Linked DNA regions of Homo sapiens: region 2 is linked to region 1. A link is an interaction called in ENCODE POLR2A ChIA-PET data of the cell type or tissue named here. Cell type or tissue: Panc1. All regions are shown on one strand. Each heading gives the region's core, and the rest is flanking DNA. Links, peaks and the distances in the headings are about the cores only. Region 1 overlaps CCDC83 (coiled-coil domain containing 83). Region 2 holds the start of LOC124902730 (a long non-coding RNA gene).

Region 1 (16,618 bases), core at 10,857-13,356:
CTCAGTCTCCCAAGTAGCTGAGATCACAGGCACCCACCACCACGTCCGGCTAATTTTGTATTTTTAGTAGAGACAGGGTTTCATTCACTATGTTGGCCAGGCTGGTCTCGAACTCCTGACCTCAGGCAATCTGCCCGCCTTGGCATCCCAAAGTGCTAGGATTACAGGTATGAGTCACCATGCCTGGCCACAAGATACTATATTTAAAATCTCTTAACAAATGGTGGTTATTTTCATTAAACAATTATCAGTACTACTATAAGCCAGATGGGTAGTTGTTCTCTCATTCGAGCAGACTGCTACTGTCTCAGGCCAGTGCCCCATTTGGCCTTTGAGGGGAGGGTTGGTAGATGTCACTGAAGATTGTAAAAGGGAGATGGATGTAGTGGCTGTTTTTCTACTTTCTTAGAACTTCTTCCCTTCCCTTCTAGTAACACATACGCCCCAGAGATTTTTGTTTGTTTGTTTAAGCTGAGATCTGACAGCATGTGAAGCCTTGTATCCAGGTCAGAAGCACTCTGTCTTTCTGTGTTAAGTGATGTGAAAAGACTAACATCCCCTTTATGCTTAGGCTAGTTTGACTTGGATTTTTTATCCTTGCAACTGAAAGAGTCCTTACTAAAAGTTGGATGAAAAGGGTTGCAGCAGTATTTCTCAAACCTTACTGTGCATAGGAATCCCCTGGGATCTTGTCAGAATGCGGATTCTGATTCAGTAGGTCTGGGTGGGGCCTGGGAATTGGCATTGTAACAAGCTGATAGGTGAAGCACTTGCTGCTGCTCCACACCAAAATGAGTTGCAAGGGACTACCTGGGACATAAAGTGACTACCTCGGAAATGTTTTCCAGACACTTCTGTTCTCTTACTTTCCCTCTCTTCCTCCATGTCTGTGAGCTTCCTTTCTTCCCATGCATGTCCAGTCCTCCTCTATTGTGCTCAGTCATGCCGTGTGGCCCAGTCTTGTATGACACATCCCCATGCTCAGCCCAAACCATCAACAGGCGCATCTCAACTAACTGGGCCCATTCCTTTAGAAGGCAGTTTAGCGAGCACAGCTGAGCATCCTTTGGGGTCTCACTCCATCTCAAGGGACTTACTAAAGTATTCCTTCCAAATATAAGCAGAACTCTTTTGGAAAGAAGTCATGCAAAATATACTATCTACCATGTCATGACATCCCTATTGCCAATGAAGAGACTTGGGTAGGAGGAGGTCTATGGGAACAGTTTTGGACTCCCCTAAAAATGAAACTTGCCTATTGATGTTTGGTCTTGGAAACGATTTCACTCAAAACAGCAAATATCTATTGAGTGGAGAGCCTGCTGTGTGCAAAGTGCTCAGCTAAGTAGGCACTTGGAGAAATCCAGAAATACGTGGATTTCCTAAGGGCTAACAAATGATAGCACTTAGGTCTCTTTCTCATGTTTTCCAGCTTCCTAGCAGGGATGTTATTTATGGAGGTTTTGGCAAAAGTGGTCCTAGAAATCTTAGCAGCAAGTTTAGAATGAAAGAATAGGAATTTCAAAATGTGTATGTCAGAACTGCATGATTTACCCTCAGTACCATGGTATTTCCTAAGCCTACAGCAAGAGTATGCCCTGGGTCTTTCATTGCCTGCACCTAGTGTCATTACTACCCATGTTCTCCAAACTTCCCCTTTCCCAACGCTAATCCCTATTTCCTCCATCTAATGGGGTGCTTGGCTCCCTTAGAGATATTGGGAGAAACATTTTTCATGGTTTTATTTGCCTTATCATTCCCAAATCTAAGCTGAAGCTGAAGTCAATGAAACCACCAAACAACAGAATTAAAAAAAAAAAGAAAAAAAAGAAAAAGAACAAAACCCTACTATGAGTAATGGTGTTTAACAAGATACTGTCCTGTTGTAAGAGTCAGATGAGGCTGGGCATGGTGGCTCACGCCTGTAATCCCAGAACTTTGGGAGACTGAGGTGGGACTATCCCTTGAGCCCAGGAGTTCGAGACCAGCCTGGGCAACATAGCAAGACCTCATCTCTACAAAAAAGGAACAAAATTCTCAGGCATAGTGGTGTGCACCTGGAGTCCCAGCTACTTGGGAGGCTGAGGTGGGAGGACTGCATGAGCCCAGGAGGTTAAGATTGCAGTAAGCTGAGATCGCACCACTGCACTCCAGCCTGGGTGACTGAACTACACCCTATCCCAAAAAAAACAGTCAGATAAATTTCATCTGTTTCTGATCACTACCCTTCTTCCACCTCCTTGCTTGGCTTCATTACCTCTACCCACTTTATTATTTCCCTCTCCTGCCCATTTACCTACATGTGTTTGTGGCTGCGGTGGTAATGATGCCGTTTAAAATACACTTAACAGCATTTTGAACATATTGGAAGAATAAAGCATTAATATATTCAAGAAATAACTTGGCACAACTCTATGATAGTTTTCTATGTTCCTAAATCACCTCTCAAGTTTTTTTCCTGGTCTCTTTCAAACTTCCATTTTTCCTTCATCGCTTCTTCAACATCCTCTCTTGTTACAACTGGCAATCCCTCTGCCTTCTCTTCACTCAGTTCCTTTAGTAGATGCCGTATGTGCCAAATCTGTTCTTCTTTTAAGCGGCTATTCTGTCATGAAAATCAACAGTAATTCACGTTTGATCAACTATGTACACTATGTTTCCTCAAAATAGAGTCAAGAAGTTCCCGGCCTTTGGGTATCACAGGAAGGCAAGTGGGAAGCCTGGACTTCTACTTCCATCAGACATTATGAGGTGGTATCCCTACTTCCCCTGGCAGAGCAATGCCAGTAAAAGCTAGGTAAAACAGAAGATTACAAATAAGATCTAGAGTCTTATGACATTATTAAAAAAATGTCCAGGTTTCAATAAATCACTCATCATACCAAGAACCAGGAAGATTGTAAACTAAATGAAAAATGACAATATGTAGATGCCAATACTAAGGTGGCTGACATTTTAGAATTATTATTATTATTATTATTTTTGTTTTTTTAGAGATGAGGTCTTGCTATGTTGCTATGCTGGTCTGAAACTCCCTTGACCTCTCAAAGTGCTGGGATTACAGGTGTGAGCCAGCAAGCCTGGCCTATAACAAAAGATTCATGTTACTGGAGTATTAGAGGGAGAGAAAGAGGGCAGGACTGAAAAAGTACTCAAATAAATAATGGCTGGAAACTTCCCAAATTTCCAAGAGACATAAACCTATGAATTCAAGAAGCTAAGCATACCCCAAACAAGATAAGCAGAAAGAAATCCATGTTAAGACACATCATAATCAAACTTCTGAAAACTAAATACAAGGGAAAAGTCTTAAAAGCAGTCAGAGAAAAACCACACCTTACCTATAGGAGAAAAACAATTAGCATACAGGGCATACCTAATTAGAATATCCAAAATCTGGGCAGCGTGTGGTGGCTCATGCCTGTAATTCCAGTGCTTTGGGAGGCAGAGCTGGGGGGATTACTTGAGGCCAGGAGTTCAAGACTAGCCTGGACAACATAGTGATACCCTGTCTCTACAAAAAATTTAAAATTTAGTCAGGCATGGTGGTGCTTGTAGTCTCAGCTATTCAGGAGGCTGAGGAGGGAGGATCACTTTAGCCCAGGAGTTTGAGGTTACAGTGAGCTATGATCGCACCATTGCACTCCAGCTTGGGTGACAGAGAAAGACCCAGTTTCAAAAAATAAAAATAAGAAAATTCAAAATCTGAAATGCTTTAAAATCTGAAACTTTTTTTTTTTGGGGGGGGATGGAGTCTTGCTCTGTCACCAAGGCTGGCGTGCAGTGGTGGGATCTTGGCTCACTGCAACCTCCACTTCCCTGGTTCAAGCGATTCTCCTGCCTCAGCCTCCCAAGTAGCTGGGATTATAGACGCCCACCACCATACCTGGCTAATTTTTTTTTGTATTTTTAGTAGAGACGGGATTTCACCATGTTGGCCAGGCTGGTCTCGAACTCTTGACCTCAGGTGATCCATCTGCCGCGGCCTCCCAAAGTGCTGGGACTACAGGCATAAGCCACTGTGCCCAGCCTAAAATCTGAAACTTCTTGAGTACTAACATGATGCCACAAATGGAAAATGACACACCTGATGTCATGTGACAGGTTGCAGTCAAAATGCAGGCACACCAAACACAGTTTATTCAGCATCCCCAAGGGGAAAATAAAGTTAACTTCAGGCTATGTGTATAAGGTGTATATGCAACATAAATGAATTTCATGTTTAGACTTGAGTCCCATCCCCAAGATATATCATTCTGTATATGCAGATATTCCAAAATCTAAAAGAATCTGAAATTGGAAACACTTCTGGTCCCAAGAATTTCAGTTAAGGGGTACTCGAACTATGTCAGCATATTTTTCATCAGAAACCATGCTAGCTAGAAGAAAGGTAATAGGAAGTGGCACATTATTTTTTATGTGATGAAAATAAAGAACTGTCCATCTAGAATGCTAGACCCAGTGAAAATATCTAACAAAACATGTATAGGACTTGCATAGTGAAAACTAGAAAACGCTGATTAAAAAAAAAATCAAGATCTGGGCCCAGCACAGTGGCTCTTGCCTGTAATCCCTGCACTTTGGGAGGCCAAGGAAGGTGAATTGCTTGAGCTTAGGAGTTCAAGACCAGCCTGGGCAACATGGTGAAACCCCATCTCTACAGAAAATTTAAAAATTAGCCAGGTGTGGTGGTGCATGCCTGTAGTCCCAGCTACTTGGAAGGCTGAGGTGGGAGCCCAGAAGGTTGAGGCTGCAGTGAGCCGTAATTGTGCCACTGCACTCAAGGCTGGTTGACTGAAGGAGATCCTGTCTCAATAAATAAATTAATTAAATAAATAAAAATAAAACAAGATCTAAATAAATGGAGAAACATATCATGTTCATGGATTGGAAGACAGCATAGTAAAGATATCCCAATTTTGATATACAGCTTTAATATAATCCCTATGTAAAGCTTAGTAAGTTTTCTTTGGGTCAGGGGGCAAATATATACAAGATAATTCTAAAATTTATATGGGAAGACAAAGGAAACAGTATAGCTAAAATGATTTTGAAAAACAAGAATAAAGTAAGAGGAATTAATTTACCTTATTTCAAGACGTATTATATAGCTATAGTAGTCAAGACTATGTGGTATAGACAGAGGGGTAGGCATAGAGATCAACTGAAGAGAGTAGAGAACTCAGAAACAGACGCACACAAGGCAGGGCGCGGTGGCTCACGCCTGTAATTCCAACACTTTGGGAGGCTGAGGCGAGCGGATCACCTGAGGTCAGTTCAAGACCAGCCTGGACAATATGGTGAAACCACATCTCTATTAAAAATACAAAATTAGCCGGGCATGGTGGCAGCTGCTTGTAATCCCAGCTACTGAGGAGGCTGAGGCAGCAGAATCGTTTGAACCCAGGAGGTAGAGGTTGCAGTGAGCTGAGATCATGCCACTGCACTCCAGCTTGGGCAACAAAGCAAAATTCTATCTCAAAAAAAAAAAAATTGTTAATCCTCAAACTTATCCTTATCAAATTTTACTTTATGTATTTTGAGGCTCAGTTATTAGGAGAAAGTGGTACCTCATTGTGGTTTTTATTTGCATTTCTCTAATAACTATGTTGAGCATCTTTTCATGTGCTTGTTAGCCATTTGTATATCTTCTTTGGAGAAATGCCTATTCAATGTCGAACTGATTTTTGACAAAGGTATGAGAGCAATTCAATGCAGGAAAGAGAGCTTTATCAACTAATAGTGCAGACGCAACTGGACATCTGCAGGTAGAAAAAAAAAAGAAGAATCTTGATCTAAGCCTCACACCTTATACACAAACTAACTCAAAATGGACCATGATTTAAATGTAAAAGGTGAAACTACAAAAATTTTAGAATAAAACATAGGAGAAAATCTTTGAGATTTAGGGCTAGGCAAAGAGTTTGAAAACTTGACACTGAAAGCATAATCCATAAAGGAAAAATTGATAAACTGGACTTCATTAAAATTAAAAACTTTTACTCTGTTACAGACCTTTTTGTGAGGATGAAAGACAAACTACAGACTAGGAGAAAATATTTGCAAATAACATATCCAAGAAAGGACTAGTTTTAGAAGATTATATATATACGTAAAACTCAAGAGTACAAAAAGTCTAATTATAAAATTAGCAAAAGACAGGCACATGAAAAGATATTCAACATCATTAGCCACTAGGGAAATGCAAATTAAAACCACACTAAGATATTACTACACACCTACCAGAAGGCTAACATAAAATAGTGCATAGCGGCATCACTAAATTCTGAAGAGGATGAGGAGAAACTGGATCCCTCTTATATGATGGTGGGAATGTAAAAGGTACAGCCAGTTTGGAAAGTAGTTCAAGTTTCTTTAAAAACTAACGTGTAACTATCATACTACCCAGCAATTGAACTCCTGGGCATTTATTCCAAAGAAATGAAAACTTTTGTTCTTAAAAATACCTGTCCATGAATGTTTATATTAGCTTTATGTAAAATGTCCAATAACTGGAAACAACCCAGATGTCCTCCAGGTGAATGGTTAAACAAACTGGTACATCCCCACCATGCTGCTAGTCAGCAATACAAAGAAACTAACTGATAACACACACAACAACCTGGATGTACCTCCAGAGAGTTATGCTGAATTTTAAAAAGCCAAGTACCAAAAGGTTACTTATTGTATGATTCCATTTGTATAACATTCCTGAAGTGACGTTATAATAATGGAGAACAGAATAATGGTTGCCAGGGTCTAATGAGGGGGCAGAACTGGGAGGGGAGTGAGTGGCTTTAAAGGTCACATGAGGGATACTTGTGGTGATGGAAATCTTCTGTATCTTGACTTTCCATGTTAAACTTGTCAATATCCTAGTTATAATATTGTACTGTGATTTTGTAGTATGTTATGAGAAGCTAGGTAGTAGGTACATAGGAACTTTCTATCATTTTTATATCATTTTTATAACTATAAGTTAATCTATACTTATTTCAAAATGAAGTTTAACTAAAAAATGAAGGCCAATGAATATTAACAACTGAAAAATAAATAATTTACTACTCTTTAACCAATTCTCAGATATTTTATTTTCTGAAATGAAATAGATTCATGTTTTGTTTGCTTATAAATAAATTGAATTATTTTAGTTTGACATGTTATTTTAAAATGAAATATTTATAGAAACTTGAATAATAGCAATGGAAATATCACTTGCCAAACTATTGCTCTGCTACTACTTTTTCTTAATATGGACTTTTCCACTTATTTTTGTAGAAGTGGAAAATTCCTTTATCAACTATGTTTTGAATCCTAAGTAAAGATATCTGATTTTACTTATGTTAGTTAATTTTAGTAAGACAACAGTGGCCTCTAAATTCAATCCCAGCTCAAAAATATTTACCATGATATACAGGCAAAAAATTCCAAAGAGTGGTAATTTTAAAACCACTACATACAAGTGACAAAGAAATGTATATAATATACAAAGAAATTTTAGTTTTATTTCCATACTTGACACAATACTTCTTAAAATAAATCCAGATCTCCTAGATCAAATATTTAACACAATGACTATTCTTTTCAAGCATGTGATATTTTTCATTTACAAAATTTAAAAAAAATTGTTTAATTTTTACCATTTTAGAGACAGGATCTTAGTCTGTTGCCCAAGCTGGAGTACAGTGGCATGGTCATAGCTCACTGTAACCTCAAACTCCTGGGCTCAAGCATCTTCCTGCCTCAGCCCCCTGAGTAGGTGGGACTACAGGTGCACACCACTGCACCTGGCTACTTTCTACAATTTTTTGTAGAGACAGGCTCTCACTATGTTGCCCAGGCTGGTCTCAAAACACCTGGCCTCAAGCGATCCTCCTGCCTTGGCCTCCCAAAGTGTTGGGATTACAGGCATGAGCCACTGTGCCTGGCCTGCATAAGCATTATTAAACACTATTTGACATTATATATAAATTTAATATCATCTATATTAATTTCCCAAACCCCATATGAATTTTGAATGGAAGGAGAATGTGTCTGATAGCATTTGACAGAATTCAATGTCTCAAAAATTATTTTGAGTAATATACAGAAACGAAATTTAGTTAGCTGTATCACTAATGTGCTAAAAATATGTTTATCCTACAAAGTGAGGTAAATAATTACTATTTAAGGTAAGAATAATTATCACATTATAAAAATGGAAAAAGGATATTCAGTAAATAAGCTACAAAAAAAAGATTGATTTTGTTTTCATATAAAGTCATGTCATGCTTACCCTTTTAACTTTTTAAGACTCATAAGAACAAGAAAAGAGGCTGGGTGTGGTGGCTCACCCCTGTAATCCCAACATTTTGGGAAGCTGAGGCAAATGGATCACTTGAGGTCAAGAGTTTGAGACCAGCCTGGCCAACACGGTGAAACCCTGTCTCTACAAAAAGTACACAAATTAGTTGGGTGTGGTGGCGCATGCCTGTAATCCCAGCTATTTGGGTGGCTGAGGCACGAGAATCCCTCGAAACTGGGAGGTGGAGATTGTAATGAGCAGAGATCGCGCCACTGCACTCCAGCCTGGGTGACGGAGTGAGACTGTCTCAAACAAACAAATGAAAAAACAAGAAAGGAAGTTGCCAAAACAGAGCAGAGAGTTCCAATCTACTATTCACCTTACTTTCCCCAGTGATAAGATTCCACATAACCATAGTACATTATCAAATCCAGGAAAGTGACATTAGTACAATGTTATTAACTAAGCTAGAGACTTTATTCATTTCCGTTTGTACATACACTCATTTTTTTTGGTGTACAATATTATGAAATTTATCAAATATAGATATGAAAATTATTAACAAATAGATGGTTATTTGAAGCCATAGTGTTAAGTGAGATGACCCCAAAAAGGAGTGAGAGAAAAGGGTTGAGATCAGAACTCTGCTAAATGTGATAATTAAGGGATGGGTCTAGGCAAAGAGCAGTGAATGAAAAATGAGAAGAAATGGTCAGTGAAGTAGTTAAGTTGCAGTGAGGTCCTGGAACCCAAAGGAGAAAAGGGTTTTAAGATAAAGGAAGTGGCTGCTGGAGAGGTGAGAGGTAAAGAAAGGACTAAAAAGAGTCTATTGGACCTGGCAAATTGGTCATTAATAACTTTTGCTAGAGCAGTTGTGGTGGAATAGTAGGAATGAAAGAATGAATGGAGAGTAGGGAAGTAGACAGAGTGAACTACGGAACATCTAATGAGGTAGGTGGAGCAATGAATGCAAACTGAGAGAAAGATAATAAATGGGGTGATAATCCAAACAGAACTAAATATACATAGGAAGAGATGATGTGTAGGAAAGAAGAGGGGCATTTCTGATTTTGAAATAACTGAAGAGAAAACATGAGTCATGTTAAATATCTATGACCTCAAAACATTTTTTCTTCCACTAGTGTTAGCATGAATCAACTCAACAAATATTTATTGAACACCTACTTAAGCTGGACTCTTCTGGAGAAACAAAGAAGTAAGACTGGATTGCTGCTGTCTAAAAAGCTTGCTGTTTAATAATGGAGATATAATTTTACACAATATTCCAACTTAGGTTGGGGGAATGAAAAGGAGCTAACCAAGAAAAAAGCATTCCAGGAAGAGGAAACAGCATGAGTAAAGGCATAAATAAATAGATTGGTTTTTCAAGATTTCAAAGAAGAGATGGTAAGCAAAAGGTGGAGCAGTGATAGAGGCAGGAGGCAGACAAATGCCTAGGCAGATGGGGCCGGTCCCCAGTGAAATCCAACCTTCAAGCTGGAAACAGTCCTGGGTAAATCCTCCAACCATATTGATAACCCGCCTTCCTGTTTGGCGAGCTTTCCTCTGATTGGTCCTCATCCTTCACCTATTTTACATATACCTACCCTTTCCTAATTGGTTTTCTACACTATTGTGCCCACCCTAACATTTTTTGCATGCTCAGAAACCAATCAGCACACAGTCTCTACTCTGAACCCATAAAAATCCCTGGGCTCAGCCATATTGGGAACTTTCCTGCCTTTGGGTAGGGGGACCACCCCTGCATCCCCTCCCTGCTAAAAGCTGTTTCATCACTCAATAAAACTTCCCGCCTTGCTCACTCTTCGCATGTCTGCATGCCTACCTCTTCCTGGTTGTGAGTCAAGAACCCAGACCTAGCTGAGCTAAGGAGCAAAAAATCCTCCATCAGCAGCTGGAGACAAGGTTTGAGAGGTGAACAGGGGTCAGATTTTGAAGGGCGCTGAAGACTTTAGTAAAGACGATAGATTTTATTTTCTGTGCAATAGGAAGCCACTGAAGGATGTTAAGAGATGAGAGGTAAAGTTTAAGGACTAAGAAGAGTCTATTAGACCTGGCAAATTAGTCATTAATAACTTTTGCTAGAGCAGTCGTGGTAGAATAGTAGGAATGAAAGAATGGACCTGGTTTACAATATTCAAAAGGTAATTTGGTTGCACTGTGGAAAATGTACTTTGAGGGAAGGATGAGTAAGAGATGGTGGTTTAAATTACAGCAATAACAACATAAAAGGAAAGAAATGGATGATATTCAGATACAGAGTTGTAGTTAGAATCTGTCTTTCCTTGCTCCTCACTGCTGGGTCCACTAATGTGCATTCTTGAGCCAATCTTCATGGAAACAAGAACTTTAACTATTTCTGGCTCCAAATGATGGGCTAAGGGGAAAATGATTACTCAATCCTGATTTGTTTTACTTTCCACAACCAAGTCCTGATCTACAAGTCCCTGTGCTGATCACTGGAGGATGTGCATGGGTGCATCGATGGGACTTACTTCTCTTTAGTGCTCTGGATCTCATGTGGAGCCTGCATTCAGGCACCAGGCCAAACTGAGCTTCTGTTTTAGTCCCTATTACAAGTGAATGAACCTTAAGAATCGTGATAGTGTCAGAGTCACAGTTATATTACTGGCTTGTCTTATCCACTAAATATGTACTGAATGAACAAATAAATTAGCCCTATGGGGGAGACAGGAATCCCCATTTTACAAGAGTGAAATTGAGGCTCATACCAAATCTGACCAAAATGACATCAGCAGTAAGCTGTACAGTCAGGATGCAAACTCAGGTCTCTGACTCCAGGCTCTACTAAAATTTGTAGATATATTCTTTTTAGACAGAAGCCAAAATAAAACAGTTAGCTGTGAAAGTTTCAGGGCCCATATAAAATAAATGTGTTAAAAGGGGGCACTCTCAGTATTTCATCATTCATGAGATACCTTGAGGGATAAATTGTGTTAATTATCATTGATTGCTCCCAAACTTTATTTCTGTTGATCTTTAGTCCCGATAGTCATATATAGCACCTTTTTGATATTCATTTTAATCTGATTTTATAAAAACAGTATATCATCTTAAATATGCAATTACTAATTTTAACAACTGAGATTGTGCTTTTCAAATGGTATTTACATACGCATACTCTCTGAAAATCTAAAAGAAAAAAGACAAAGAGATTTAAAATGGAGAACCAATGTTTTATGGTTTGGTTAAATAAAAAGTCAAAAGATAAATGTGGTTTCAAAACTTTAAAATTTTGAAGTTAAGATTCAGTGTCTTCAGGGTCTAAATAACATAATTCAACCCAACTTCCACTGACATTATAACTAATATAATGGGAACAGCAGTATCCTTCTGCCTCACATGTATAAAGAAACTTAAATAGATTGTAAATCAATCAATTCCAAGCTTTGAAGAAGATAATTTCCTAGAGTATATTTCACCATAATCCACAATTTTTTAAAGCATGAGTGTAAATATTTAATGACTATATATAGGTTCTAAATTTTATACTCACTCTTTCATGATATTTTTGGTTCTTTTTCCTAAGTGTCTTTATTTGAAACATGAATTGCTCCACGGCATCTTCCTTTATTTGACATCTGAGAATCAACAAAGATAAAATGTGTTAGAATCATTTATCTTAGGAAATGAGAAAAAATTTAAAAGGTATTTGAAGTGAATTATTAAATGTATTATGAAAACACATTTAGGGATAAAAACCTTTCCTAAACGGTTTTGTGTTTCTGAATCTATTTTACTCACTAAAATATATATTGGAGAGAAAACTTCAAAGTTGTTTGTTTTTTTTTGAAAAAAAAATCCCTGTTCATGTTTTATAGTCATAATTTTATACTTTCTAATTGTTTATAAATAATTTAGCCTAAAGGAAAACTAGGAGTGGGCATACAGAAAACATGCTTTCTAGAATTCTAAAAACATTTAGACAAAAACGACGAACAAATCTAAGACTTTATAAGGGCAAGCACACCTTCTTGAAATACTAAGGTAAACTAGGCATGCCTATTGGTTCAAGTTCATTAGTGTGCCATCTCTTCTACAAATAATAAAAACTTCTTTCCTGGCACAAATACATTTCTTTAACACTCAACAAGTATTTGTTGAGTGTCTGTAAGGTATGAAAGAGAGATAGAAAAGTGCAGAAAGACTTTCTTATAGGCTATTTGATAGCTATTTGAGGTGTTAAGTATAGTGTATCTCTTTAAACATGTGCCAGGCATGGTGGCTCACACCTGTAATCCCAGCACTCTGGGAGGCCGTGGCAGGTGGATCTGGGTTTTTGTTGTTGTTGTTGTTGTTGTTGTTTTGAGATGGAATCTCGCTCTGTCGCCCAGGCTGGAGTGCAGTTGCATGTTCTCGGCTGACTGCAACCTCTGCCTCCTGGGTTCAAGCGATTGTCCTGCCTCAGCCTCCCGAGTAACTGGGATTATAGGCGCCTGCCCCCACACCCGGCTAATTTTTCTATTTTTTGTAGAGACGGAGTTTCACCATGTTGGCCAGGCTGGTCTCAAACTCCTGACCTCAAGTGATCTGCCCGCTTCGGGCTCTCAAAGTGCTGGGGTTACAGGTGTGAGCCACCGTGCCCGGCCAGCAGGTGGATCTCTTGAGGACAGGAGTTCCAGACCAGGCTGGCCAACATGGCAAAACCCTGTCCCTACTAGAAATACAAAAATTAGCCAGGTGTGGAGGTGAATGCCTGTAGTTCTAGCTACTCGGGAGGCTGAGGCATGAGAATCGCTTGAACCCAGGAGGCGGAGGTTGCAGCAAACCAAGATCATGCCACTGCACTCCAGCCTGGGTGACAGAGTGAGATGCAGTCTTAAAGTAAATAAATAAAATAATTTTTAAAACTTTATAGTATATCTTGTATCACTATAACCTAATAAATCTTATAACTTTAAATCTGAGACCAAAATAAGGCAACAGAAGTGTGTTACCTAAACCCTTTGGCTCAATTAAAAACAAAATAAAACAAAAACAGAAATATAGTACCTCTGTAGTAGAGTGAAGAGTAGTTAAAGAATGAGAAACTCTGGTTTTAAGTCTTGCCCTTATCACTTCTTGTCTACATGATCTCAGGCAAGTCAATTCCCTGGGCCTAAATGTCCAAGCAGTCAAATGGGATAAAAATACCTAGCTCTGCATATTATCGTAAGGATTAAAATAAGAAATCATATGTGAATGTTTCTAGCATAAAATAAATGCTTAGTAAATTTCAGTTGAATTAAACCTTATATCCTTAGCCCTTTCCCCCAAACATCAATTATATTTGTGACATTGTATACTCATTAGAGAGAAAAACTAGGCTCTTTCTTTCCCAATAATGAGAAAATGCAACATTAAAAAAAAATCCTTTACTGGTCAAAAAAAAGCTCGTTTGGATACTATGAAACTTGAATTTTAGAGCTGGTTTTCCAGTTCTCTAAGGATATTTAACCTCCAGAAATAAGAGGATTGATGGAGATGAACTCTATGCTTCCTTTTCAGTTACAAAATTCTGCAATTTAAATGGACCAATATTCCCTTTCAAACAGTCATACATACAATGTAGATTTAAAGAGCTGAAAGGTGCCCAGCATTGTTTTAGGCATTATAGAGATTGTTTGTTTGTTTGTTTGTTTTTTTGAAATAGAGTCTTGCTCTGTCACCTAGGCTGGAGTGCAGCAGCATGATCTCGGCTCACTGCAAACTCCCCCTCCCAGGTTCAAGCGCTTGTCCCACCTCAGCCTCCCCAGTAACTGGGATTACAGGCACACGCCACCACACCCAGCTAATTTTTGAATTTTTTGCAGAGACGAGGTTTCACCATGTTGGCCAGGCTGGTCTTGAAATCCTGGTCTCAAGTGATCCACCTGCCTCAGCCTCCCGAAGTGCTAGGATTATAGGCATGAGCCACTGCGCCTGGCCTACAGAGATAATTTTGAACAACACCTTCATGATCCTTGCCTTCAAGGAGTACCTTTTACTGGATAATAAGAAGTAAACACATAAACATATTGAAACATATTGTTTACACATTATGATAAATACCATGGGGAAAATAACAGGATATAAGAAGGACCATAAATGGAGGGGACTACTATAGTAGATAGGGCAGCCTCCACAAAATAATAAGAAAATAAGGCTCTGTGCTGCCCAGGCTGGGCTTGAACTCCTGGGCTCAAGGAATCCTCCAGCCTCAGCCTCCCAAGTAGCTGGGGTTACAGATGTGCACCACGACACTTGGCTCATCTTTGACTTCTTACCTAAAGCTTACATTTGTGCAAAAATTTTGAAGGAGTGCCTTTTCTACCTCCCGTTTTTCAGGAGATTAAAAAAAAAGTATTATAAATGAAAATTATCTGAAAAGAACCTATGCAAATGTGCAAATTACTGACATAATTTCTGCAGTTATAAATCTATTAATACTACTTCTTTACATGGGTAGAGCAGGCAAATGAATCTCAAGATGTGGTCTTCATTGGTTAAACTGAGTCTACAGATGGGCTCGTTAATAGACCAATTCCCTGGCTGCAGCTGAGAGCTTTCCTTGGTGATGACTGAGCATGCAACGATTGGGCTGGAGACCATGTGCAGCCCCAGCCCCATTGCATGGGTCATATTTATACTAAGCAAATTATTTGCTGTTTATCTGAAACTCATATTTAATTGGGCATCGTTTATTTCTATTTGCTACAACTGGCATCCCCACACTTAAGCCCACCACCCCTCCCTCAGAGCATTTAGGAGCAAATGGCCTCAGGCTTTGTCTCTTGTCCATTTGTGGAGTGAGCAGTTCAGGATGATGTGAGTGGCAGCAGCAGGCCTCAGTGGGGAATTCTGAGATGCCCTAAATGCTTTGGCAGCTTCACTGGCCCGCTTGTGGAGCTTATGGTAGCTGTGGGTCTAATTTAGCTGAGCCTGTCTTTGAAAGCCACTTCAGCCTTCTCTGGCTTCATGAAAAGGTGTGTTTTACCAGGAAGCAGATGAAGCTTAACTTCAGAACTCAACACTATTATGGGGACTTCAAGCATCATTGTTCCTTATACACTTTTTTCCTTTTTAATATCTCCCCCATCTACTCAGTGCCCTAGAATCTGACATGTCACACTAGGTGCTGAAGCAAGTGGGGTGATAATAAAGCAATATACATTAAAGCAGTTTGAAAAGGTTATGGCACTATTCTAAAGCACAGTGATATTAAATTGTTAGTAAGACAATATGTCACCTTTCCCCCACTCTCTATATTGTTAAAATGTTAGTAATGTGTCAATGTTCCCCCCACCCATGCAATTTCATTGAAAATTCTGGGAAGGAAAACAAATAAATTTGAATTCCAAAAAAACTATATTTTTGTGTTTTTTTCTTTAAACCTATAACCATACCCACATGTTTTTATATCTCTATCCATATTCATTGTAGAAAACTGGGAGACAACAAGTATAAAGGAGAAAATAAAAACTACCGTTACTTAGAGATGATCACTTTATAGATTTAGTATTGGTTTATAGATTTAGTATCAGTTCTTCACAAACAACCATAGAAGTTCATGACCTTATGTTCCGGGAAAGAGTTCCTATATCCATGAAATTACCTGATAAAAGGGCAGGATTGCTTTGTTACAAATGTTTTCAGAATATTTGAACAATTTATACTCACCAGTGGGTAAGAAAGAGCTTGTTTATTGGTGGGCATTTCATCACTGAGTGTTAGTACGTTAAAAAATTTGTTTCCTGTATCAACAGGCAAAAATAACATTGTATTTGTTTTCATGAGTGTGATTTTGCTTTCAGACAAGATCCGACAACATTTACTCAACAAAGAAACTCTGAGCTCATACTATAAGGCTGTGCTAGATACTAGAGGTACAGAGATGAGTAAAGAATAGTCTTCAAGGAGCTCACAGTTTGTTGAGGGAGAATGAAGCACACATGACCTGCCATATTTTTTCCTTCACCTCAAATATTCTAACTGCCTTATTCATATAAAAACACAAATCTGGGCTGGGCGCAGTGGCTCACGCCTGTAATCCTAACATTTCAGGAGGTTGAGGTGGGCTGATCCCTTGAGCCCAGGAGTTTGAGACCAGCCTGGTCAACATAGGGAGACCCTGTCTCTATAAAAATAAACAAACATGGCTAACACCTGTAATCCCAGCACTTTGGGAGGCTCCCAGCACTTTGGGAGGCCAAGGCAGGAGGCCAAGATCAGGAGTTCAAGACCAGCCTGGCCAACATGGCAAAACCCCATCTCTACTAAAAACACAAAAAATTAGCTGGGTGTGGTGGCACATGCCTGTAATTCCAGCTACTG
Region 2 (16,618 bases), core at 3,232-5,731, 190 kb before region 1:
GAGTGTTAAGCGTAGACTGTTGGAATTCCAAATGGATTAATAAATTTACTTACAAATAACATACATCCCTTAAAAAAATTGGCAAAATGATGTTTGATGATGCTTGAGTTTGGATGTTTTAATTATGCCAGTTACCTTTTGAGGAACTAGCTTTAGCTTCTCTTACACGACATAGTATTCGTCCATTCGCTAACGTAGATACAATTAGTAGAGCTAACTCCTCGTAACTTTTTTCTAACCTGGAAGTCACCTGTAATACCCTCCTTTTTCTTTGCGCTCTTTTACCCCAGGGTACAAAGCTCATTGGATCACTCAAGCCAATGGAGCTTAGACCTGAAACTTTTCAGGGAAAAATAGGGCAATAGTCACGATAAGTAAGTTCCCTTTTTAAATGACTGGACACATTAGTCTGACTGACTTTCATCATACATGAAAGTTACTTTGTTTTACTGTTTGAAGCAAGAGTGAGCATGCCCTGAAAGATAATTCACTGTCTGGAAGCCTGTTTTGATTTCTCATTTGGACTTTGGCCGTAAAGTTTGCACTTTAAAAAAAATGTACGAAATGTAGATTCTTCCAAGTTACTGTGCTCATGAATGCTGTTAGAACAAGTTTTTGCTACACAGAAGCCTATTATTCTTTGTGATTGTTCCTCCACTGTGGAAAAAAGTTTTAAATAAAAAAGCATTAGTGCTTGATTCTTTCAGATATGCATGCAGGCTGCTTTTAAACTCTCAGTCCTTGCTTGTCTTAGAGAATGGAGAATATGTTTAAATGGTGACACTCTTATGAACAGAAAACTTTTTAAAATGCATCGTAAAGCCATATGTGATTTTTTGATTATCTGATACGTGTAGTAGACGTTTCTGCTATTTACGGCTCTTCAAATACTACTTGGTTTGCCCTACCAAATCTTACAGTTTGTCCTGACACTGTGTTAATTCTTTTGTTAGTTGCTTTTGGTTTTTTTTTGTTTTTTTTTTTTGTATGGGAGTATGAAGAAACTAGTTGTGACTGTGTGAACTATTTTCCTCTTTCCTCATTCAAAATAAGAATCGATAAGGCTTTTAAAAGTTTTTTTTGTAAAGGTTTGTGTCTTATTTCAAATGTAGCAGTGGTTCTTTTAAAGCATTGTCAAAAAGAGGAGAAAATAGGTAGGGTTAGAAGAGTGCTATTTGCATGTTGTTTCATAAATGTTATTAGCTATTTCTCTTGTTATAGCCACTACTGCAGATAGATGGTAACTGGGATTAGGTTTGGAGGATAATCTTGCATTTGTCGTTCTTTTTCTCTACCACTTCTGTGTTTACAAGCTCCCACGTTTTTGGAACTTGAATATACCTGGTAGTATTTGATTTAAAAATATATGTGTCGTTAATGTGCTTCTGTTTCTTTTCAATGAGGTTTTAAAATACAGGGATACTATTTTCCCTACATTGTTGATTAAAATGTCCTGTAATCAGTTCTCACTAATAAAATACCTTTATCTTAGGTAAAGTCTGACCAGTGAGTGGTTTACTAAACAAATACCTTCCTTGCACACACTAACATGCTTTGAGAAAATTAAAAAGTCTTCTACGGACAGTTCATGGTGTTGACATCATGAACTTTAGGCTTTAATACAGAAACCTGTCATTTCAAGTAATTTTTTGTCTTTTAGGAATTTTTCTTTATAGTGAAAGCTTAGTTTATGTGCACCTTTTAATGCCCCTAGCAACTGATGCTTATTTATATGAATCTAATGAAAATGATTTCATTTTAAAATGGCAGCATTTAACAAAAAATATGCTTAGGACTGTTGTTTTTCGTATAAGCCCTTAGAGTGTGGAGGTGGTTTCTGTCAGTTTCTCGCCAAGATCTTTCCACATTAGGAAGTGATTATTAATAATTCATGAATTATGGCTTAATTCATACTACATTATATACTTACTGAAGAAAGATTTTTTTGCTTTGCTTATACTGTAGGTGTTAGTGGATAATAGTGTTGACTAGCATCCCTAGTGTGAAAGAGTTGTCAAACTTGAAATATGTTTGTAAAAATAAACACGATTTCCGTTTAATCTTAGGCCTTTAGTAGCCATAATCAAGGTAGAGGAATAGCAGCCCTTATATTTGAAGAACTTCAGTTTTCCAGGCACTTTCTCATCATCTCATTTAATCCTGTCTCACAGCTGGAGGTGGGGGCAATTCATATACATAGAAAGTAGCTTCTAATTCCATTTAGCAGTACAGAATGCTTAAAAGAACCATAATTATTGCAGGATAGAAAAAACAAATTTTTTTTTTTTTTGAGACGGAGTCTCGCTCTGTCGCCAGGCTGGAGTGCAGTGGTGCGATCTTGGCTCACTGCAACCTCTGCCTCCCAGGTTCAAGAGATTCTGCCTCAGCCTCTTGAGTAGCTGTGACTACAGGCGCATGCCACCACACCCAGCTAATTTTTGTATTTTTAGTAGAGATGGGGTTTCACCATGTTGGCCAGGATGGTCTGGATCTCTTGACCACATGATTCGCCCGCCTCGGCCTCCCAAAGGGCTGGGATTACAGACGTGTGAGCCACTGTGCCTGGCCCACAATTTTTAATTTATAACTTCTTAATATAAAAATCATTTTTATCTGATCTTACAATCTTTAGTCTTAACCCCACCCCTTTTTTTGGATACAGGGTCTTGCTCTGTCTCTGGTGTGCAGTGGCAGGATCATGGCTCACTGCAGCCTTATCCTCCTCAGGCTCAAGAAATCCTCCCACATCAGTCTCCCAAGTAGCTGGGACTATAGGCATGTGCCACCACGCCTGGTTAATTAAAGAAACTTTTTATTTTTGGAGAGATGGGGGTCTCCCTATGTGGCCCAGGCTGGTCTTGAACTCCTGGGCTCAAGTAATCCTCTTGCCTCAGCCTCCCAGAGTGCTGGGATTACAGGTGTGAGCCAGCATGCCTGGCCCTTATCCTATTTTTTGATATGAATTCTTAATTTTCTTTATTCTTATTTACTATCGTTGGACATTTATATTTTGACATATTTCACTGAAATGTAATATTTATACTAATGGCTGTAATGTCTCCTTTTTTTTTTTTTTTTTTAAAATGAGGTGGGTCTTACTCTGTTGCCCAGGCTGGAGTGCAGTGGTGGAATCACATCTCACTGCAGCCTTGACTTCCCGGGTTCAGACAATCTTTCTGAGTACCTGGGACCACAGGCATCTGCTACCACGCACAGCTAATTTTTAATTTTTATACAGACAGGGTCTCCTTGTGTTGCTCGGGCAGGTCTCAAACTCCTGGGCTCAAGGATCCTCTCTACCAGCTGAGCCTCCTAAAGTGCTGGGATTATAGGTGTGAGTCACCATATCCTGTATGTCTCTGTTTTTTAATTCATATTTTCCCCAGTTAATTTACAGGGACATTTCATTTCAACCACTGCCTTATCTTTTCTAAAACAAAATCAAGATCAAGTTCTTACTAAGCATCCATTATCAACATATCTCTGGTCGATACAGCATGGTTATTTGTATGTTGTGAACTGGATCTAGAAATTGGAAATAAGTTTTTAAAAAGTAGGATTTGAATATTTTGCATATGTAGAATTTGTATTTGGGCTAGTGGTTTGTGTAACTACATTAAAAATGCGTATAACATACCAGACTGTACCTGAATTAATTCCCTTTTAAAGCACAAATGGTTTTTAATGTCTCAGTTAATAATATCTTATGGGTGCTTAGTTTGCGTATTGTCAAGAAGGATCTGGTAACTAGGATGTGATTTCTAAGAAGATGCATGTAAGGAAGAAATAAAGTAGAAGATCTGTCCCAGGATATCTTTTATTTAAAAGTAAGGTAACTGGGACTTTTTTTTTTTCCAAAAGGATCTTGTTTTAAGAAGACAGTTATTTTGTAATTAATGTCTGGGCTTCCTATTCTTTCCTGTAAGAATTAGTCATATGATTTATATTTTCATTTTTCATTATCCTTACTAGTCTTTTAGTAGTTTTGCAATACAGAAAATAGAAATAGAGTTATCAAAGTGGTAGTAATGAGTAAGATTTGATCACACATGTCAAATGCCTGAGGCATTTTATTTATTTTTATTTTTTCTGTCGCCATGGCAGAACAGAATGCCTGAGGTATATAATAAAATTCACAAATGTATCCTTTTTCCTCCCAGATATGTCTAGTTAAGTTTCTGAACAGTATGTGTTTTAAAAGAGGAACTCTAAAGAGAACTTAATATTCAACTATTTTTTGTAGCCGCTTATTCATAATTAGCAAATGAATTCTGAAATACTTTTGTAATTATTGTTCCCTGATGGATTTATTTGCTATGTTAAGAAATAGTATAAGACTTTGGGCATCTATATACCTTTTGTGTTTACTGAATATTTTATATATCTGGATAATTTTTAAAGGTGTCTTTGAATTTAAAGTTACTATGGCAGGTGAGAAGTGAAACACTTCATAAGATGTGATTGACATTTTTCTTTCATACGCTTTGTGAGACATTTATATGAAACATTTACTTTGATGTTTAAAAAACACTGATTGTTTAAAAATAATCTATTTTAATAATCAGAATTGCTTTCATTTAAAAATATTTGTTTATTTGGCCATGATAATCATTTAGAATAGTTAATGTGAAAGTTCACCGTAGACATAGTTGTTTCTCCTTTGTTTTCTTCAGCTCTGAAATGGTTAATTTCATGGTTTCTCACTTAAAATAAAGAAGTAAGAAAAATAAACTTACAGGCTTCTTGGCAAGAGGTTAGAGCCCTACCAGGAAGAAGTAGCCTTAGACTTTCAAAGTAAAGTCTTAGTATTTGCTCTTCCTGTTCTTTTGGTAGCTAAAGTGGCATTTCCGTTACTTTGTGTTCTGTCTTAGTATGTTCCCAGTTAAACTGCTTTATACGTTTCTCTAGAGAATCAAAATTTTGGACTTGACCTTTTAGTATTTTGTATGTTCACTGTGTATGTGAATCATTTTGGGCAGTTAGATAGTTCTTTAAAAGAGAATCTTGATGAACCTAAGCCTTTGTATTAAAAATTATGTTCAGAGTTGTGATTTGTTAGATTATCAGAAAATGAAGGATTTCTCAAGTTATATTATTATCAAGATATATTATATCCCCCACGAAAGTGGTACATTTGTTAAAATTGATGGACCTACATTCAGACATCTTTACCACCCAAAGTCCATGGTTTACATTAGGGTTTTTTTTTTTTTGAGACGGAGTTTCGCTCTTGTTGCCCAGGCTGGAGTGCAGTGGTGCGATCTCAGCTAACTGCAACCTTTGCCTCCTGGGTTCAAGGGATTCTCCTGCCTCAGCCTCCCAAATACCTGGGATTACAGGTGCCCACCACCACGCCCAGCTAAATTTTTGTATTTTTGATAGAGATGGGGCTTCACCATGTTGGCCAGGCTGGTCTCGAGCTCCTGACCTCAGGTGATCCACCCACCTCGGCCTCCCAAAGTGTTGGGATTACAGGCGTGAGCCACTGCGCCCGGCCAAGGTTTACTCTTGCTGTTTGTATGTTCTATGGGTTTGGCCAATTGTATGGCACATATCCACTGTTGTAGCGGTACAATGTTTATCTGCCCTGAAATACTCTGTGCTCCCCCTCGCCATCCCTTCTCTTCCCCAGCCACTGGCAACCACTATTTTTTGTTAACTGTCTCCATAGTTTTGCCTTTTCAAGATGTCATAGTTGGAATCATACAGTCTATAGCCTTTTCAGATTTTCTTTTTTCACGTACTAATATGCGTTTACGATTTCCTCAATGGCTTTTCACGGTTTGACAGCTTTTTTTTTTCTTTTGCACTTGACTATTCTATTATCTGGATATACCCGGGTTTATTTGTCCATTTACTTACTGAAGGACATCTTGGTTGCTCCCTAGTTTTGGCAATCGTGAATAAAGCTGCTATAAACATCAAACATCTGTGTGCGTGTCTTTTGTGTGGACATAAGTTTTCAGTTCGTTTGGGTAAATAGCAAGGAACACAGTTGCTGGATCATATGGTAAGAATACCTTTAGTTTTGCAAGAAACCTCTAAACTGTCTTTCAAAGTGATGGTACCATTTTATATTCCCACCAGTAATGAATGGGAGTTTCTGTTCACATTCTCACCAGCATTTGATATTGTCACTGTTAATGGGTTTTGGCCATTCTAATAGGTGTGTAGTGGTATTGTTTTAATTTGCATTTTCCTGATTATGTGACTTTTTTTCATATGCATACTCGCCATCTTTATATCTTCTTTAGTGAGGTGTCCGTTAAGGTCATTGTCCTGTTCTTAAAGTCAGGTTCTTTGTTTTCTTATTGTTGAGGTTTGAGAGTTGTTTATTTTGAATAACAGTCCTTTATCAAATGTGTCTTTTCTTTTCTTTTTTTTTTTTTTTTTTTTTTTTTGAGATGGAGTCTTGCTCTGTCTCCCGGGCTGGAGTGCAATGGGGCCATCTCATCTCACTGTAAGCTCTGTCTCCCAGGGGTTCAAGTGATTCTTCTGCCTCAGCCTCGCAAGTAGCTGGGATTACAGGTGTCTACCATCATGCCTGGCTAATTTTTGTATTTTTAGTAGAGATGGCGTTTGACCATATTAGCCAGGCTGGTCTTGAACTCCTCATCTCAGGTGATCCGCCTGCTTCAGCCTCCCAAAGTGTTGGGATTACAGGCATGAGCCACTGAGCCCGGCTATCAAATGTATCTTTTGCAAATATTTTCTCCCAGTCTGTGCCTTGTCTTTTTCATTCTCTTGACAATGCCTTTCACAGAGCAGAAAATTTTAATCTTAATGAAGTCCAGTTTAGCAGTTCTTTCTTTCATGGGTCATGCCTTCATCATTGTATTTAAAAAGTCATCAACAAACTCAAGGTCATCTAGATTGTCTTCTATGTCACCATTTGGGAGCTTTATAATTTTGCATTTTACATTTAGGTCTGTGATCCATTTTGAGTTAATTTTTGTGAGTGTAATGTCTGTCTCCTGATTCATTTTTTTTTTTTTTGCCTGTGGATATCTAGTTGTGCAGTACTATTTGTTGAAAAGATTATCTTTGCTGCATTGTATTGCCTTTCTCCTTTGCTGGCAGTGGTTCTTAAGGTGTGGTCTGGGGACTTTTGGGGGTCCTCAAGACCATTTCAGCAAGTTTGTGAGTTCAAAACTGTTTTCATATACTAAGACATTATTTGCCTTTTCTATTTTTATTCTTTCAAGAACCACTGTACAGTGGAGTTTTCTAGAGGCTGTGTGATGTGTGTGTGATATTGCCATAGGTTGAATGTAGTAGCAGATAATGATAATTCAACTATTTCCTATTAAACCACAAAATAGAGTTTTGCCAAAATGTGAAACAGTGCCACTCTTCTAAATTGTGGGGTTTTTTGAAAATACTGTTATTTTTCAAATGAATTAATGTTGATAAATTTATCAGTTTCAGTTTCTAACAGTAAATATTGGTAGAGAACCCCCACATGAAAGCTCTTGGCTCCTCAATTTTAAAAGTGTGAAGGTTCTGAGACTAAAAAAATGCACCTTTAGGGATGAGTGTGTATTAGAAGGGACAAAAGAGTACTCAAAGAGGAACTAGATCTAAGGGATCCTTTGAATTCTCAAAGTAATTTTGGATTTGATTTTGTAGGTAACAGTGCCTCAACTTTTGGAAGATTTCAAGCAAGAGATGTGGTATCATAATCCCTATGTCCACTTTATGTCCATAAATAGATTGGAAGGAGTGTTCAGTATGACTTGGAAAGGAAACTGCTGGGGCAAAAAAGTCTTAACAATAATATTTAAATTTTTTTCCCAAAGGCCTTAAAAATTAGTTATTAATTGGAACTCTTGATTATTTGTCCTCTCTCTTTTTTTTTTTTATGTCAAAACTATCCTTTTTTGTGAAAGTTAGGCAGGTTAGGTATCAATTGTGCCAAAAGTTCTTGACTACCAAACCGTTAGCCTTTGCACATATGATTCCTTGGACTAAAGACAGGGTCTGGCTCTGTCACCCAAGCTGGAGTGTAGTGTCATGATCATGGCTTACTGTAACTCTGAACTCTTGGGCTCAAGGGATTCTCTTGCCTCAGCCTCCTGAGTAGGTAGGACTACAGGTGTGTGCCACCATGCCCTGCTAAAGAGAAAGGGGTCTCTTTCCTAGGCTGGTCTCGAACTTCTGGCCTTGGCCTCCCAAAGTGCTGGGATTATAAGTGTGAGCCACCATGCTCGGCCTCTTTTAAACTGTCTTTACCTTGCTCCCATTAATATTCACATTTAAGGTAACCGCTTTCATAAAAACATCACTGAATAACTCCCCCTGGTCCTGTCAGTCCAGCATTATTCTCACCATTTATAGAGTTTCAAATATTGTTAAACTGTAGTGGCTATCTTGCTTTTATGTATTTTGGGTTTATGCACATTTCCTCCACAGAATAGGAATTGTTTTCGGTATTGTTCTCTATCTCTTCTCCAAGTACCTAGTCAGCAACCCCCCATGGGTGCTCAGTAAATATTGAATGATTATACTTAACCTCCCTTCATAGCTCAGACTATTCCATGAACAATTTATGGACATAAAAATCTATGCCAGTAGACATTTAAGGATATTTTTTATGGTGACTATGGAAATTGCCTGGTTACAAATTTATATATAGAGTCAGTAACATTGATAAAAACATAACAAATTACTGTTTCATGGAACTCATGAGGCATTAAGAGGCTTATTTAGTTTTGTTTAGATACAAGGTAGTGTCTTCCAAAACATTGTTACTTCAAAATTTTTGTAGCTGCTCCAGTTGAACACTATATTAAAATGCACATTTTTGAGGACATATTCTTGAAATTAGGAATGTAATTTTTAAGAATTAAACAGAGGACCAGAAATAGATCTGAGGAGTTTATCAGAGCTGCTTCCTTGCACAACTCTAGAAGGTGCCTGTCACACCTTTTTGTATGAAAGGTGCCTCCTAGAGTATAACTGTACAGTAGACTCATTTTTGATATAAGAAGGGATAAAGCACACTTAACAGATGATATCAAAATGTAAAAGAAAAGAAGTGTCTGTTTTAGAAGGAAGCTGTATGAGATAATAGGCAAAGGTTAGGGTGGTGGTAGCAATGGTGGTAAAAATAGGATCACTTAATCTAGATTACTTAATCAGTAAGTTGATTCCAGGGGCCAGTGGGAATTGCTGAAAGTTTCATCTGAATACATGGAATTTTTAGCAGTGATTAGGGGAATGGTGCTGGTATTTATAGCCATGAACTTATTACTTGAAAGCATCCTAGGGACCCAAGTCTTAATCAAGGGGCAGTTCTTCCAAGTAGTGGTTGAGGAAGTTGGGTATGCTTTCCAAAACTTCTTTCCTCACTAAAGATTGCAGATATACTCTGTAAGTGACTTCACAGAATATACTCAATTGTCATATTTTAATTTACATGTTTCTTCTGATTATAGGTCCCACGTGATTATAAGTTCTGAGATCAAGGGTCATCTTTGTGGGGGTGTGTGTGTGCACTTAAAATTTTATGTGCTGGTAATAGTTATCTTGTGGATATTTAAGAAATAGGAATGTGTGCCATATTTTAAATACACCTTATATGCAAAAATTTTAATGTAATTTAAGTATATCGCAAAAAATAAATAGCGGGTGGTATTCACACTGCAGAGGATTGGCAAGTCTTTTTAATATACTTCAAACAATTGTTGGCAGAAATCCGCCTCATGCACTGTATTGAATAATTTGAAACATTAGCATTTAACTAATCCAAAGCTAAGATAAAGAGATTTTGAGGTGAGGTGATAAATATATGCGGTTGTCCTTCAGTATCTATAGGGGATTGGTTCCAGGACCTCCCACAGATAAGAAAATCCAAGGGTGCTCAAATCCCTGATGTAAAATGACATTGTTTGCATATAACCTATGCACATCTCCTGAATACTTTAAATCATCTCTAGGTTACTTAAAATGCCTAATACAATATAAGTGCTACATAAACAGTTGTTATACTGTATTGTTTAGGGAATGATGACAAGGAAAAATGTCTGCGCATGTTCAGTAGAGATGCATTTTTTTGGTATATTTTCGATTCATGATTGAATCCATGATAATGGAACCCATTGATATGGAGGGCTAATTGTGTGTACATACACACACACACACATAATTTTTTATTCATTATTTATTTATTTATTTATATGTTTGTTTGTTTTTGAGATGGAGTCTTACTCTGTTGCCCAGGCTGGAGTGCAATGGCACGATCTCAGCTCCTACAACCTCTGCCTCCTGGGTTCAAGCGATTCTCCTGTCTCAGCCTCCCGGGTAGCTGGGATTACAGGCGCGAGCCACCAGGCCCAGCTAATTTTTGTATTTTTAGTAGAGACGGGGTTTCACCATGTTGGTCAGGCTGGTCTCAAACTCCTGACCTCGTGATCCGCCTGCCTCTCGGCCTCCCAAAGTGCTGGGATTGCAGGCGTGAGCCACCGCGCCTGGCCCCACACACATAATTTTCTTTTTTGCAATTATTTATTTTTTTTCCCTTTTAGAGTACACATTTTTTTGCAATTTTAAAATTGAGACATAATCTACATAACATAAAATTCAGTTTTAAAGTAGAGAATTCAGTGTTATTTAGTATGTTCACAGTGTTGTGTGCAACCATCCCCATTATGTAATTCTAGAACATTTTCCATCACCCAAGAAAGAGATCCTGTATCTGTTAACGGTCACTCCTAAGCTCTCCTCGGCCCCCCTGCAACCATTAATCCACTTTCTATCTATGAATTTTTCTGTTCTGTACATTTCGTATTAATGGAGTCATACAATATGTGGCCTTTTGTGCCTGGCTTCTTTCAGTTATAATGTTTTAAAGGTTTGTCCTTGTAGCACATATCAGTACTTTATTCATTTTTATAGGTGAGTAATACTCCCTTGTATAGTTACCCACATTTCATTTATACCTTCATTAGTTGGTGGACATTTGGGTTGTTTAGCCATTTGGGCTGTGAAGAATAGTACTGCTATGAACATTCACATACAAGTTTTCGTGTGAACATATTTTCAGTTCTCTTAGGTATATATCTAGGAGTAAAATTACTGGGTTATATGGTAATTCTGTGTAACTTTTTGAGGAACTACCAAACTGTTTTCCACATCAGTGACACTGTTTTACATTCCCATCAGCAATGTATGAAGATTCCTGTTTCTCCTCTACTTTCTTGCCAAACTTGTTATTTTCAGGATTTTAGTTTTATGATTTTTAAAAAATAGTCATCCTAGTGGGTGTGAAGTGTTATGTCATTGTGATTTTGGTTTCCATTTCCCTAGTGGTTAATGCTGTTTAGCATTTCTTTATGTGGTTATTGACTATTTGTATATCTTTGGGAAAATATCTATTCAAGGTCTTTTGCCTGTTTTAAAATTTGATCTTTATGTATTCTGGATACCAGAAGAGTACTTTACATACCTCACATACTAGATCTTTATATGATTTGTAATTTTTTTCCCCATTCTGTGGCTTGGCTTGTCACTTTCTTGATACAATGTCTTTTAATGCACAAAAGTTTTAAATTTTCAAGTCTAATTTTTCAAGGGTTTTTTCTTTTTTTTTTTTTTTAAAGACAGAGTCTTGTTCTGTCACCCAGGCTAGAGTGCAGTGGTGTGATCTTGGCTCACTGCAACTTCGCCTCCCAGGTTCAAGTGATCCTCCCACCTTAGCCTCCCGAGTAGCTGGGACTACAGGCATGTGCCACCATGCTGGCTAAGTTTTTGTATTTTTAGTAGAGACAGGGTTTTTCCATGTTGGCCAGGCTGGTCTTGAACTCCTGACCTCAAGCGATCTACCTGCCTCGGCCTCCCAAAATGCTGGGATTATAGACGTGAGCCATCACACTCTCACCCAGCCTCTGATTTTTTCGATTGTGCTTTCGATATATCTAAGAAATCATTGGCTGATTCAAGGTTATGCACCTTTACAACTCTAAGAGTTTTAGGAAGAAATTTTAGCTCTTAGATTTAAGATTGATCAATTTTGAGTTAACTTTTGTATATGGTATGAAGAAACACATTTGTATTAAGGAAAACCAAAGATATTTGGGTTTTTAATCTTTTGAAGTTGACATGGAATACAACTCTACTACCTCTGTGTAATGTGGAAATGGAATTGTGCAGGAGAAAAATGTTACTTGATGGCAATCTCCATGACTACTGGGTATAGTTTGGTGATGGATAACTGGAATTATTTGGGTCATTCTTTCAGCTGGATAAACCACTTAATCTGATCCAGTTTATATTTTTTACATTTTCAGAATAGTCTTAGATATATGAAGAAGGTAACAAATAGTTGCATGACTATCAATAAGTTGTTTTGGTCCACAAATAATAGTGTCATTGTATGTTTCCATGGTATCTTTTTTTTTTTTTTTGAGACGGAGTTTTGCTCTTGTCCAGGCTGGAGTGCAGTGGCACGATCTAGGCTCACTGCAACCTCCGCCTCCTGAGTTCAAGCGATTCTCCTGCCTTAGCCTCTCAAGTAGCTGGGATTACAGACGTGTGCCACCACGCCTGGCTAATTTTGTATTTTAGTAGAGACGGGGGTTTCACCATGTTGTCCAGGCTGGTCTCAAACTACTGACCTCAGGTGATCCACCCATCTCAGCCTCCCACAGTGTTGAGATTACAGGCATTAGCCACCACCCCCAGCCAGCAAGCAATTTTTTAAAGGTAGATTTTTGCCAACATTTAAAAAAAATCATATTTTTTTTGGAGTGCTAAGGAAAAATGGTGACAGTCCAGAAAATATTATAAAGATGAGTGGGCCAGGCACAGTGGCTCACGCCTGTAATCCCAGCACTTTGGGAGGCCAAGGTGGATGGATAACCTGTGGTCAGGAGTTCAAGACCAGCCTGACCAACATGGAGAAACCCCACAGCCTGAGCAACAAGAGTGAAACTCCGTCTCAAAAAGAAAAAATGAGTGACACTTGATTCTTACCTTAAAAGGAGCCTGAGATCTAATAGTGTAAAATGTGCAAACTAATAATTGATTATAATACATTAAGGTAAATGCATAATAAATTTTTACATAAAGATCAAAGTAGGAGAGAGTAATTAACTTTGAAGGAGGTTAGTAAAGACCTCACAGAGGGGAGGTAACAGGAACTTTAAGGATGAATGGTGATTTGCAGATGATAAGCAGTGACATGGGGCAAAAAAGCGCTTTATGGTGTGTTTGTGGGAAACTGAATAGTTTTGTGTGGTAGAATGCAAAGTGTTAATGGGAGTAAGGGGAGATGAGGCTGGAGAGGGAGCTCTTAAAGGAGCAGGACTTGTCTTGATAAACTCTGGGCTCTTCAGTGCCATCCTCCGTCTTCATTTTAGAGCCCTCCTTTCTCCCATTTATTAGCTGCTTCCCTAGCTTTAGATACCAGTGCTGTGAAACTAGCAATGTATTTTTTCCTTTTCACACATAGTTTGTAGTGAGGTTGTTGAGAAAGACAGGAAAGAAGGAATGCATGATTCTGTTGGCACATGTGCAGGGGGCTAAATATACCTTGCCACCCAAAATTGGACCTCCGAATGTTGTTATACATAGTGTTTGGCTCTCCAAATAAGTAAAATCAGGCATACTGTGAACTCATGGCTTTTGTGGGCTTGTCTGGGAATTGAGCTTTTATTGAGTTCCAAATTTATGAATGAACTTAACACAAACTATCTTATTGGGTGATAGTATGAATAAATAAGATTTGTTAAATCAGTTTGAAGTCAGTAAGAATCTTCGTGGCCTGTTTGATTTAATTAGTGACTTTTATATATCTGAAAATGATATATTGTCACTTGTGCATTTTTAAAGCTGGATTTCTACCAAACAAGGCTTTGTTAGTCTTGGATGGGTGCTTTGGCTCATCCCTGTAATTCCAGAACTTTGGGAGGCCGAGGTGGGCAGATTGCTTGAGTCCAGGAGTTTGAGACCAGCCTGGGTGACATAGTGAAATCCCATCTCTACTGAAAATATAAAAATTATTTGGGCATGGTGGCACACACCTGTAGTCCCAGCTACTTGTAATGCTGAAGCGGGAGGATCACTTGAGCCCAGGAGGCAGAGGTTATAGTGAGCCGAGATCATGCCACTGTACTCCAGCCTTGGTGACAGTGAGACCCTGTCTCAAAAAAAAGACTTTATTCGTCTTAAGGAAATTAATATGCTCATTAGCATTACATATTGAGTCTTGTTAAAATAAAACTTTAGACAAATTAAATTTGGCAGTTAATTTGAGCAAAGAAACAATTCATGAATTGAGCAGCACCCTGAAGGAGTAAAGGTTCAGAGAGTTCCACCCAGCAATGTGGATAGTCAGGATTTATAGACAGAAAAAGAAGTGACATCCAGACATAGTCTGATTGGTTACAGGTCCACGTTTGTGTCCACGTTTGCCTTATTTGGACATGTCTGAGCAGCTTGCCGCTTGTGATTGGCAGAACGCTTAGCCTCGTTACAAGAATATACTCGAGTTAGGTTGCAGTTTTAACATACTGAGGTGCAGTTCCCTGCTTATGGAAGCAGCTTTAGGCCAAATTTAATTAACAGTGTCACTATTCAGGTTGTGTTGAGATTATTGTGAAACACTAATCTGTCCTCAGTCTAGTAGGGTAGATGACGTATGCAGATAGCTGTATTGCCAGACAATGTGAGATAAGTACAGATCAAATGATGTTAAAAATCAGATAAGAGAGATACTGCTTTTGATAAGGGAAGATAACTGGACCTTAAATGATAAGTTATTAGGAACACTAGGCATTTCAGGTGGAGGAAAGAGCATGAGCAAACATTTGTAGACAGGAAGCTGAAATTGTGTTTGAGGAACAAAGAGATTTGTAAATGGGGTGCTTTTGGACTGTGAGAGGGACAGGTTGGGTGCAATGAGAAATACAGTCGGAGCAATTGTCTGAGGCTAGATTGTGAAGGGAGTATGACTTTTAATTATATGACCTTTAGATATAGCTTTTTGGCTACTGTAGGTCAAGTTGGACCATAGTTAGAGCCAATTTTTCAAAATTACACTTTATCTGTAGTTTCTGCTGCCAGTGTGAAAACAGGAAAGGCAAGGAGTTTTGCTGATCTGGAAGCTGAGATGAGATTTTGCTGCTTCAAGTTTTTGTATTAACTTTATTATAGAATGAATGAATGGTGGCAATTACTGAGGTTTGGGGATTTCCGAGTCTCTAGATTGCACAGGAATCATTGAAGAAGTCTTCTCAACAGAAATAATGTAAACCTAACTTTGATCTGAAGGAAGAAATTTTATAAAAGAAAGGAAACTTTCAGTCTTCAGGGATTCACAAAGTCTGATAAAAATTGGTGTATTAGTCTATTCTCGTGCTGCTATGAAGAAACACCCAAGACTGGGTAATTTATAAAGAAAAGAGGTTTAATTGACTCACAGTTCTGCATGGCCAGGGAGACCTCAGGAAACTTACAATTATGGCAGAAAGGGAAGCAAACATGTCCTTTCTCACATGATGGCAGGAGAGAGAAGTGCCCCTTATAAAACCATCAGATCTCATGAGAACTCACTCACTATCATGAGAACAGCATGGGAGAAACTGTCGCTATGATTCAGTTATCTCCACCTGGTCCTGTCCTTCACATGGGTATTATTACAACTCAAGGTGAGATTTGGGTAGGGACACAGAGCCAAACCGTTTCAGTTGGTTTAGTTAGGACATACAAAATGGGGAGAATAGCTAACCTTTAAGGAAACCTTTCTATGTCTTGGGCAATTGACATGCATTGTTAACACAATGTTTATACAAACCTATTCATCAGATAGTCTTATTGGCTTTATTTTCCACATACTTAAACCAAAACACTATTAGTAAGAAGACATAGAGAATAAATCTGACATTTAGATGGCGATGAAGAACCTTGACTAGAGGTCAGGCAATCTGAAGGGGAGCTTCTTAGCTCACAGAAAACTTATATGGAATGAGATATAGATAGGAGAGAGCTTTTCTTTGAGGAATATAATTTATGTAAATATGTAAGATTACATTTTGAGATGTCAACTTTCTATACTTTTTTTCTTTTCTTTTTGAGATGGAGTCTCACTCTGTTACGCAGGCTGGAGTGCAGTGTCGCGATGTCAGCTCACTGCAACCTCTGCCTCCCAGGTTCAAGTGATTCTCCTGCTTCAGCCTCCCAAGTAGCTGGGACTGTGAGTGCACGCTACCATGCCTGGCTAATTTTTGTATTTTTAGTAGAGATGGGGTTTCACCATGTTGGCCAGACTGGTCAGGAACTCCTGACTTCAAGTGATCCGCCCACCTCCATCTCCCAAAGTGCTGGGATTACAGGAGTGAGCCACCACTTTATCTTAAGATAAATTTTCCATATGCTTCAAGAGGAGTAAGCTCTAACTGGAATGTAGGGTACTGACCCTAGCTCCATATGACCTCACAAAAATCTGTTACTAAAATAGTTTATTTTCTAAATTACCTTCTTACTCTGTTATTCTGTGATGCTATAATTGTGCTCCTTTAGCTTTTTTTGTTGTAGGCTTGGTCCTTTGGAAACGAATACCAGAAACAGTTTCTCTCTGAGCCTTTGCTTCATTCTCCATCAGAGTATTCTGTCCCATTTA

What was found. ChIA-PET counts read pairs that join two places held together with the same protein. Peaks named below come from ENCODE experiments on the same cell type or tissue, not always from the same donor. Only the 100,000 strongest peaks of a DNase experiment are listed, where the experiment ranks them.
Region 2: POLR2A ChIA-PET joins it to region 1 with 6 read pairs; 2 of 35 experiments call an interaction of 5 or more read pairs at or near these places.

Annotation. Positions count from the first base shown.
Region 1 is chr11:85,868,500-85,885,117 of GRCh38, reverse strand. It overlaps CCDC83 (coiled-coil domain containing 83), which reads right to left. Exons shown (of 11, transcript NM_001286159.2): 3 at 11,823-11,907; 4 at 2,443-2,605. Among named protein-coding and RNA genes, the nearest start is that of CCDC83, 21 kb to the right of the region's middle. In Panc1, for the core only: no CTCF peak of the experiment used is centred there; no DNase peak of the experiment used is centred there.
Region 2 is chr11:86,051,114-86,067,731 of GRCh38, reverse strand. All of the region lies in intron 1 of PICALM (phosphatidylinositol binding clathrin assembly protein), which reads left to right. It overlaps LOC124902730 (a long non-coding RNA gene), which reads left to right and starts at 3,856. Exons shown (of 2, transcript XR_007062822.1): 1 at 3,856-16,618. RefSeq lists an enhancer at 1-2. In Panc1, for the core only: no CTCF peak of the experiment used is centred there; no DNase peak of the experiment used is centred there; H3K4me3 peaks cover 128 bases.